Regions from separate parts of the Mus musculus genome. Here regions 1, 2 and 3 are each linked to region 4. Evidence: chromatin loops called from intact Hi-C (ENCODE). Cell type or tissue: heart. All regions are shown on one strand. Region 1 overlaps Gm36411 (a long non-coding RNA gene). Region 2 holds the start of Gfpt2 (glutamine fructose-6-phosphate transaminase 2). Region 3 holds the start of Cnot6 (CCR4-NOT transcription complex, subunit 6). Region 4 holds the start of Gm36507 (a long non-coding RNA gene).

What was found. A loop is a pair of places that touch in the nucleus more often than their neighbours do. Peaks named below come from ENCODE experiments on the same cell type or tissue, not always from the same donor. Only the 100,000 strongest peaks of a DNase experiment are listed, where the experiment ranks them.
Region 1: it touches region 4 in a loop (5-fold over the local background); 25 of 42 quality-filtered maps call a loop at or near these places.
Region 2: it touches region 4 in a loop (1.9-fold over the local background); 4 of 42 quality-filtered maps call a loop at or near these places.
Region 3: it touches region 4 in a loop (2.4-fold over the local background); 22 of 42 quality-filtered maps call a loop at or near these places.

Annotation. Positions count from the first base shown.
Region 1 is chr11:49,726,703-49,729,202 of GRCm38, forward strand. It overlaps Gm36411 (a long non-coding RNA gene), which reads left to right. Exons shown (of 4, transcript XR_879826.3): 4 at 1-948. Among named protein-coding and RNA genes, the nearest start is that of Gm36411, 14 kb to the left of the region's middle. In heart, a CTCF peak has its summit at 1,350 (motif pointing right); no DNase peak of the experiment used is centred here.
Region 2 is chr11:49,792,640-49,795,139 of GRCm38, forward strand. Gfpt2 (glutamine fructose-6-phosphate transaminase 2) reads left to right here and starts at 1,516. Exons shown (of 19, transcript NM_013529.3): 1 at 1,516-1,604. The coding sequence starts at 1,598. Gm36507 (a long non-coding RNA gene) reads right to left here. Exons shown (of 4, transcript XR_003949545.1): 4 at 1,599-2,500. In heart, no CTCF peak of the experiment used is centred here; DNase peaks (open chromatin) are centred at 662, 1,492 and 2,312; H3K4me3 peaks cover 1,897 bases; H3K27ac peaks cover 1,617 bases; H3K27me3 peaks cover 278 bases.
Region 3 is chr11:49,710,829-49,713,328 of GRCm38, forward strand. Cnot6 (CCR4-NOT transcription complex, subunit 6) reads right to left here and starts at 1,894. Exons shown (of 12, transcript NM_212484.2): 1 at 1,526-1,894. In heart, a CTCF peak has its summit at 1,480; DNase peaks (open chromatin) are centred at 1,413 and 1,963; H3K4me3 peaks cover 2,384 bases; H3K27ac peaks cover 1,823 bases.
Region 4 is chr11:49,843,883-49,846,382 of GRCm38, forward strand. It overlaps Gm36507 (a long non-coding RNA gene), which reads right to left and starts at 2,415. Exons shown (of 4, transcript XR_003949545.1): 1 at 2,333-2,415. In heart, a CTCF peak has its summit at 1,293 (motif pointing left); a DNase peak (open chromatin) is centred at 1,279; H3K4me3 peaks cover 816 bases; H3K27ac peaks cover 798 bases.

The DNA of each region.
Region 1 (2,500 bases), 120 kb before region 4:
TAACGTATTTGCGATGAGTCTCAGAACCAACAGGAGAGAGAAATTAAGGCGCAGACATCTTTTAGCTAAACAAAGCACTCAGCGTCACTTCTCATCTCCCCATGGATTCTAATTAGCTTTCCTTGACATTTATTCTCCCACTTCCGGAACTGTCCCCGTGACTGTGAAGGTCATAGCTTTGAGTCTCCTTTTCTTGGCTTGCCTTTTTCAGGAAGCTGGTTTCCCTCGAGTGTTAATGGCTGGCTCTCTTCCTCCTGTTCTTATTTACGTGGAAGAAAGGAGCAGGATGTTGGGGTAGGACTTTTTGACTGACGATGTCATCACGACACAGACAGGGATTACAGACACCCTTCTCCCAAGCTGGCACTGCTGGTCATTGCCAGGAAGCTGGGAAGGATGCCAGAATACACCCGGGGTTGGAGGTCTCGAGCACCTCCAAGGATACTGCCATAGCCCTATTTGCCCACTCCCCATTACTGTGGGATACTTTACCTGCTGGCATCCCCTCCCCCTTATGTCAGGGGACCCTAGGACCTTTATACCTGGGCTTTCATTTCTGTAAGGTTTTGAGGAAACAGCAGAAAGCCAATGCACACAGCTAAGTCAGTTGATACTTGAGAGTTCGTTTCTAACCTCCAGATATTTCTCTTCTTTCTTGCCCATGCTTGTTAAATGTACATGTGTGCAAAAGTCATCCCTCCATAGAGATTCTGGACAGGTTACATGCCACCCCTCAAGATACCCAACCCCAAGAATGCTCCAAACTTTTAATAAAATGACATCTAACTTCACATATGTGTATACATTTACTCATGCCTATGACACCATAGATTTTAAGTTATCTCTAGACTGTTTACAATACCCAATACATTGTCGTTGCTGTGTAACTGATTGCTGTAGTGTGTTATTTAGAGAATAATGACAATAAAAATAAGGCTTGGAGCACTATTCAGAGTCCATCTCTGGTCCCAGTCACTCCCTGTCCTGATGGCATCTCCCAATCTCCATCTATAGTGAGTACACTAATTTTTTGCTTAGGAAGGCAAAAATCCACATGCATATGAGTGGTCCTAACAGCCTCACCACCAGTTCACAAAGGCTGCCTGCATGGTCTTATTGATCAGCCAGATTTCTAAGCCATTGGCACAGACAACAGAGCTGGGATTCAGTTCTCCTCAGCATCTCAGATGTGGGAATTTTTTAGAGATGTCATCTGCGCTGTTTGAGTCTTGCCTTCCCCATTAATAAGATGAAGGTGAGAATCTCTTCTGCAGAAGTGTTAGGAATATTTGAAGAGATAACGCTGGGTCCAAGAAGGGGAACTCGCCCTTTAGGAAGGTGTTGTAACTTCCCTGAGTGCCACCAGGTGGAGCTATTAGCATCTTTGACTAAGCACCACAAGGCAGCTGCTGCTTCTGCTTCTTATCTGTCTTGTTTTAAAATGATGACTCCCCTCAGGAAGACAGAATCTGAGTCTTTGGTGTCAAAGCCATGCACACTTTAAAGATTATCAAATGATAACTGAGTGTTTTCAGGGCCCAGCCTGACACTTTGATACATGGTTTCAATGGGGAATGATTAAAGCAAGATAATTATGAAATCTATCACCTCACATGCTTATGATCTTTTTAAAACTGGAAACATTTAAAAGCTGCTCCTTTAGCAATTTTGAAATTTGTAATGCATTATTATTTATCCTTGTCATGATTTTATGCAACAGAGTATGCATATTTTATCAAGTGTTGCTACTCCATGCTATAACAAACTTCTCTTTGTGCATTGATTGTCTCAGTGACAGAACACTAACATGCTATGTCTATGCCTGTACCTCCTACCAGATGCCTGCATTTGCATCTGCCTGGTTCCTCTGCAACACTGCCACTGGGTGTCCTTAGGCTTCCAGAGTTCTAAAGGCCTACATGTAACTCAAATAGTTACACACACACACACACACACACACACACACCTGGGCTCTTCAAACTTCTGCAGAGACCACTGCAAGTACCAGCACATTCTGAACATGTGTTGAAAGTAGTGAGCATGAGGTTGTTGAGGGCGGGGGCCTCAGGAAAAGGGACTGAGGCGATGGGAGACACTTGGAGTTCAAGATAGGCAATGTTTCATATTGGTGTACTTGGTGATATAAAAACTCTTGGGTTTGTGTGCTCTGTCTGTGTTCTTCCATGAAGTTACCAGAGCCTGTGGCAAGTCACCCACTGTTACCTCCCACTCACCATCCCGAATGGAAAGGAGCTCATGCCTTCTCTCTGCTGCCCTATCCATCTGCTGCTGAGGTTCTATCAGTGGACCACATGCTGTATCCGGCATGTTCAACCTGCTTGTGAATAAGGCCACTTCAAAACATCAAAAGGTTAGACATACCTACTTCTGGTCCCCTCGGCTAGAGCCTTAGGCACTCCCCTTTCTTGTCTCCCAAGTACGGTGGATGCTGCTCCCCGAACACATCCACTTCTCCTCATCATCACTCAACTGAAGCGAT
Region 2 (2,500 bases), 51 kb before region 4:
CCCAGGGCCTTCTCTACAGAGATGTCAGATGTCCAATTTCCTATGTGACCACCAGCTTAGTGTCTGCCCCACCCATTGTTTTGTAAGAGCCAGGAGGCTGGATCTGTCTTCATTCATTAAGTTCCTATCACCAGGAGAGATGTGAAGTGCAGATTTGGGAATGAATGATGAATGGGTAAATGAATGAATGAGTGTCACCTTGCGTCGCTGAGGTGAAGGAGCAGTGCTGCTCCTGAGTCAGCTTTAGGCATCAGATGATTCAGCCCAACCTTCTCAGTCAGTACCATCGAATTTCAAACTCCTCAGTGGGCACAACACCTCCATTCCCAGGGAGCTGCAAAGCTACGGAAAAAAAAAAAAACAAAACAAAAAAAAAACGCCAAACACAAGACTTACGCTAGTTTTTCTCTTTAAAAACTATAATTGGGGAATACCATTGATTTAGATTTCAACAATTTATTTATTTATTTAAGTTAAACCATGCACACACAGATGGCTTCAAAGTGAGCAAATATTGGGCCAGGTCTTTTCTCAGGAGATGAGGGGGCTGGAGAACAGAGAGGAGAGGAGGAGACAGCCGGGAACTAGGGCGGGGGAAAGCCAGCCTCGTGACTCATCCGTCGCAGGGTCGAACCAAGGCTCCAGGTCACTGTGGGGCGGTGGAGCCCCTGGCTTGGATGCAGGCTCACGGCTTGCCAGACGGGTCTGCCAGCGCATCTCCATTATGGGGCGGTTTCCGGGGCGGCCCAGCTTTCCTTTAGACCTGGGGGATGCCTACCCCCTGCACCTCTCAGGTCCGGGCTCTGGCACATCTTGGTCAATATCTTATATCTTAATAAGGAGCTTCAATTTTCTCCCTTTTTCAGCCAAGCCCAGTTTGCTCCTGGCAGGCTTGGAAGAAGTTCACAAGCCTAGTGTGTGCTACTTTTTCTTGCTCTGAAAGAAGTTTGGAATAGTGAGTGGGGCATGTTGCAAGAATAGGAGTCCACTCTGTGTGTGTGTGTGTGTGTGTGTGTGTGTGTGTGTGTGTGTGTGAGAGAGAGAGAGAGAGAGAGACAGAGAGAGAGACAGAGAGACAGAGAGAGAGACAGAGAGACAGAGAGAGAAAGGCAGAGAGGGAGACAGAGACAGAGAGAGACAGATTGGTTGTACTCTGTGTCTACACAGTCTGTCTGGCCTTAACCTCAGGAGGATCTGAGAGGTACATTTTATTATTATCACATTTTACAAATGAAGAAACTGAGGCACGGAGCGATCTGTCCCCCTTGCTAAAGTTTCACGTCTAATATGACTGACTCAAAATTCCAACTCAAGGTGTTTACCACCGATTGGGCTTCCTCCCTCCCCTTACAGTAGAGACTGGAGCTTGGGAGCCGCCCCTCACCCCTTACCCTGAGTCTTGGGGGCCCCCCGCTGTTGTCACGACAACCAGAAACCAATAAGGAGCAAGCAGGCGGCAGGAGGCTCCGCCCCAGCCCCACCCCTCTCGGAGGGCTACTGGCTGGCTATAAGGGCAGGAGACCGAGCGGCGGGAGCCTGAGCCAGGGAGCGCGAGGCGCAGCGAGTCGTCTGAGCGTCTGGAGCGATCGGAGCCACCATGTGCGGTGAGTGCACAGCGGCCTTCTCCCTCAGAGCCTAGGCCAGAGAGCCAGGCACAGGGGACCTGCTAGGGGCGGCGATTGTGGGGCTTTCATTAGCCAGGCCTTCCTTCCCCGCGCGCGGACCCAGAGTGACGTCTCGGGGACATGGGGGCGTGGGGAGGAGGACGACTAAACTCCGTGTAAGAGGAACCAAGCCAGGACCTCACAGAGCAGGGGCAACGAGGCAGGTCCCAGAAAAGGAGCCCCGCAACACAGAGGTGTCTCCACCAGGAGGGTGCTTCCTTCACTTGGCCCACAAAGGCCGCCACGAGCAACCTCATCATTCCGGGCTCGGAGTGGTGGTCCAGAGTCCCAGTTTGCCGCGCCCACCGAGGACAGGAGACCTCACCTGTGCGGTGTCAGCAGCCCGCCCCGGGGCGTCCCAAACAGCTCCTGGTGCGCTCAGAAAGGTTTGCCCATCTTGCTTGCGACTCAAAAAGAATCTCCTGTCCCTAGAAGGGTGGGAACTGTGGAAAAGCTTTGCTGGAACGAGCTCTTGGCGACAGGATAGATAGTGACTTCCCCGGAGCCTTGGCCCAAAGCTAGGAGCGGGAGCCCTGGACCGGATAGCTGCGCAGCCCGGAGCGACGCCGAGGTGTCCAGCCGGGTTTTGAGAGCAGAAGGGAGGCGGCCGCCCTGGGCGCACATCTGCAATTCCTTACCCTCCTGGCTGGCTGGGCCGCCTCCGCTGGCTGGCTGGCCGGGGAAAGCCGGGAACTTCTGGGACAAAAGGTCACTGTGCGCTTTTTTTTTTCCTGCCTTGAGTAGGATTCAGTTACCCACTCCAGCCCCCTGCGGCTGGAGAACCTGGTGGAACTTTTGAAGCCATGAAAGGCGCCTCTCTGACTTTGCTGAAGGCT
Region 3 (2,500 bases), 130 kb before region 4:
AGGCAAATTCCTATAATGCCTTTATTTGTAGTCAGGACCAAGTTCTGTATATCAGCGTCTATGTCTGTTCAAAAAAAAAAAAAAAGCCTGAAATTTCCCAGCAACCATAATACATCTCAACTTATACAAGGATTCTCTTTCAAGAATATTCCAGTCACACTAGAAAATGTCTGCCACATACATTTTTGTCCACGTTAGCAAGCACCTGTGCACCTGTGAAATGGCTACCTGACCTACTTTAATATCTACCTGATAAAAATACCCGCTTCCTTCTCCAAACCCCAAATACTTAACAACTATATCACCCTTAACGTCTGCTTTATGACTACCCTCCTAACTCTAACATCCTGATCCAGTCTCTTCATTCTAGGCTTGGTTCCTCAGAGCCAGGTCAGAGAATTTGACTAGACCACTGGCTCCACGTAATTTTAATTCTAAAATGTATTCTTCAAAGCGCCAACTTCAAAAGACTGGCAGCAATTACAAAAAGCAAAATACGCCTTCACAATCTTTTGACCAGCCTACAGAACGGTTGCGGGATGGTGAAAATTTCTAGTGTGGGAAAGACAGTGCTATTACACACCGAATTGTTTTTTCATTTATTCTCCAAAGTTAAAATTCCAAGCAGAGGCAGAGAAGAATTTAGACCTAGTAGTCAATCAGGCAATCTACCTGTAAAACAGGTTTACCTGTACTCAAATTCTAGCAGATTATTTAAACACAGTAACAAGATGGCCTGTGCACAATGTTGTCACTTGCAGAAACAGTTAAAAGTAAAGAATTACAGTTGCTTATGAGCAGTCTCTGAAGACCGTTGTCAGGGTAGAAAGAGTCAAGGCGGGGGGGGGGGGGGGGGGGAAGGGGGGGTCACCAAAGTAAATAACCACTGTCTTTGAAACTAGGTTAAACTAGGGAAATTTTCTTCCAGAAATTAGTACTTGAGTCCTGAGTCCAATAATCTCTTCAGCTGATAATCACTTCTTTGGCCACGTAATCCGCCCCGCCCCTACCAATATCTGCGTTAAACGGACTTTAAAATACTTTAGGAGAAAAAGGGTGAGCATTAAGTCAATCCACGGAGTGCCAAGTTCCACGCCGCACAGTGCACACCCCCCCCCCCCCAGCACAGCCACTTCTCCAAAGTTGCCACCGGTTTGTCCCTAGTCCCGGCACCCCAGCTCCTCTCTTGAGGTGCGTGACCGGCCGGAGGCGGGGGTCCGAGAAGCCAGGGTTCACGCCACCGCCCTCTGTACGCCACCGCACTGCCGTCAATCAACACTCCCACCCCCCACCCCCAACCCAGGCCGAGCCCCGGGACTCCGCGCGGGGGGCGCGGCCAGGGGACCGACGGGATGGCGATCGCTGTGTGTGAAGGAGGGGGACGGACAGACGTCACTCCGAGAACTCCTAAGTTGTGCGCGAGTGCGCGCTCGGGGTCCCCGCCGGGGCGCGACCCCTGGGGGGGGATGGGGGAGCGCAGGCAGCAGAGCCTCGGCGGGACGTCGCTCGGGCCCGTCGCGCTCACCTCTCGAGCTGCGCCGCCTTCCTCCGCCGCTGCCGCCGCCTCCTCCCGATGAGTGCAGCGGGGTCTGCCCTGTGGAACCACCATACCAGTCCCGCCCGCTGCTGCAGCGCCTCCGCCGCCGCTCTTTGTTCCCCCTCCTCGGCCGCCGCTCCTCAGCCGCCCGCCTCGGCCGCCCCGGACCCCACGAGCCGCCGCTACGCTCTGCCGCCCTCTCGGACCCCGGCCTCGCCCTCCTCGCCGCGCCGGCCGCCGCCTTCGCCTCCGCGCCGTCGACGCCGCCGCCACCGACGCCGACGCCTCCTCTTCCGCGCCCCCCTCGTTTTCATTGAAAGCAAACAAGCATCATGGCGGCGGCCGCCGTCCCCCTCCCACCCCAGCCAGCGAACGCCCCGCTCACCGCCGCCTCTCCAACATCCCGGCTTCTCATTGGCTGACGCTGCTGGGCGCGACTATCCCGCGTCGTGCGGGGGTGGACTCTTGGCAGCCCGACGCTTTAGCCCCGTCCGCGTTCCCCCCGGTCTCGGAGCAGTGAGCCGGCCCGGCGCGCTCCTGCCCGCCCTCCCAGCCTCTCTTCCCGCTCTCTCTGCGCCTTTCCTTCTCCGCGCCTTCTGTCTCCTCCTCTCCTAAAGCTGTTTCTCCGCGGTTTAGTTGCTCTTTTTCTTTCTCGTCCACTTTTATCTCCACTTTACCCTTGATTTTTTTTTCCTCCTCTTGATTCATTTTGCTTTTTCCTTGGCCTGTCAATCACTTGGGAGCACAGATTAAATTCTCAGACGTTTAACCCTATCCAGTGTCTTGATCTTCCGAGAAAGAAAACTTACACTCTTCAATAGTCAACTAATTGTTCCTGCCCTAACTATGCAGGAAAAAAATAATTAATAGGCAGGGTTTGTTTGTTTTTTAAATTATGGGGTCCTAATTTAAGTAACGAACTATAGCTGCATTCGAGGGCTAACATAGTCTACTCAGGACATG
Region 4 (2,500 bases):
ATAGATAGCCCCAACCCATGCTTCAGTTTCTCAAAATGGCCTTTGCTGTAGCTCTCAACTGGTCTTGTCGTCTTAGCCCGCCATTCTTCAAATCTTACAAGTCTTAGTGAGCTTTCTAAAATGCACGTTGAATCACATCACTTAGCTCCTTGCTTACCACCCGTAACGGCTGCCCTTTACCTTACAGCCAGATTTCCAGCCTATCATGCTGCAAAGACAGATAGGTAAGGGCCACAGGAAGAATAGGGTGAAGGAAAACTGGGGCTTTACCTGTAGGGGTATCTTCCACCCAGTTTCTCAGGACCACAGCCCTTTGTGAAGAGAACCCAACAATGGAGTTGTTGCTTTTGTTTTGGAATCCCTTTCAGTTTTAAATGATGAAGAGGTGGCACAAAAGCAACCATTTACCCATTTGTCTAAATAAGGCAGAGCAATAAACAAGGCGGCCTATGTGCCCATCAGCCCATGGTCACCAACGCCACTCTGTCCCCAAAGGCCGCATCACTCCAATCTCCTTACCTACCACTCCTGCCAGTACAGGTGGCTGTGGTTCTGTGGACACAGCACACATGCCCCTCCCCGTTCTGAGTCCCTCCTCCTTCTGAGCACTTGGCCCAAATGTGTTTCAAAGTCTCAGACCCAGCCCTTTGCTTTGTTTTCCAGCCTCGGTAAGAACTTCCTTCTGCCAAAAGTTCTTCCACTGTTCCTCCCAGCCCGGCCACTGTGACCAGGCGTCAGTGTCCATGTATGGAGCCCACGACACAACACACTGTTGGCGGGATCTTTGCACTTAGAGGCTTCGCCCAGGATTCTGTGCACTCATTCAAAGCACGGACTCCCGCCATTCCACCCCACCCTGTCATTTCACCTCAGTATGTTCACCATTATTTTGAAAAAAAAAAGAACAAAGAGCAGCGTCTGTAGAAAAAAACAGAATCTGAATGGGAAACTTACTGGGTAAACATACCCATGATGATTTGTGGTTACTTACTTTGCATTGAGTTGGCTATAACACCAGTCTTGGATGTCTAGGGATTCTAATCTGAGGGGAAGCACTCATTAGTGTTCTTCAGGGAAACTGCAACAATGGTAGCCAGGCTGTGCTGGTTTTTAATAATGCCAACTGCTGGCTCTGTTTTCTTTGGAGCTTCTAAAGCAGTGACGGGAAGAGCCGAGGTGAGGACAGGTGTGGACAGAAGCTCACAAAAAGAACCTTTCTCAAAGCAGCACACTCAGGAACTAGGAGAATTTTGAGCAGGAATAAACCATACTCCCCCTGGTGGCCAGCATGGGGGTGGCCAAAGGAGGACTCTGCTAGTTGGGCTTGGTCAACTCGATTTAGTCCTATCTGGGAAGAGAGACTTTTAACTGAGACAATGCCTCCCTAAGATTGGTCTGTAATAAAGTTTGTGGGGACATTTTCTTCACAAATGATTGATGTGGGAGGGCCTAGCACACTGGAGGCAGTTCCATCCCTGACCTAGTGAGCTGCGTTCCCCCACTTCCTCTGCTTTGGTTCCTGCCTTGAGTTTCCTACTTCCTTTAACGATGGAGTGTGACCTCAGAGTTCTAATCCAAAATAAACCCTCTCCTCCCCGAAGTGCTTTCTGGTCATTGTGCCTTGTCACACCAATATAAAAGCAGAATAGGACAGAGACACTGTGATTGTCTGGATCCCCTTCTCGACCCTACTGCTCCTCTGAGCCTCCACCACCCTAGTTCAGTGCTTGAAACCAGAGTCACAGCTCTCTTCAAATTCTGCGGAGATTCATGGGGCCTCCTAGTCTCTTGATCTTCCTATACGCAGAGTCCTTCTCCCTGGCTCCTCCTTGGCATCTTGTGACTACAGCTCTACCACCATAGACACCACTTGTCAACTACTGTCTCCATTTTTCCAATCCCTTATTGACCAGTCCTCAGCCTAACCTGTTCGTAGCTTCCCTCAGTGTGTTCAACGTCCCTGTCTCACTTGCAGCCTCTCTATCAAAACACAGAGTAGTCAGAATCCCAAATTCTGAGTTTTCCAAACATCTGATTCACCTCAGACCTTCTGGAACCTACTTGAGAGCCAGAGGTCTGCAGAAGCGTCAACAAAAGCAGCAGTGTTAAAGACCCACTGTCTAGAAGCCCTTCAGCACTGGACGGACACCCTCCTCACCCCTCTACACCAAAGCAGAAACTTGTCTCTTATAAGAGGCCTCTTTAGGCTATACCCGTCACTGACTCATCAGGGTCATGGTCACCGTCTCCCCAACCCCCACCTTCTGGACATCTGGCCGCACCCCTGTTATGATCCCATTCAGTGTGGCATCTGCCTTAGTGAAAAACAAACCCCAAGGCCCCGCGGCTTGTCCTGGTTCTTCCTCCGGGGCCGTTGTACTCCAGGTTCCCAGGCTTCAAGTCCTTGATCATGCCCAGAACTCTTGTCTAACCCGGCTGTCTTTAGTCCTTTTCCAAGTCGCCTCTCCATTTGCACCTGCTACAACCGAGGCCTGACAAT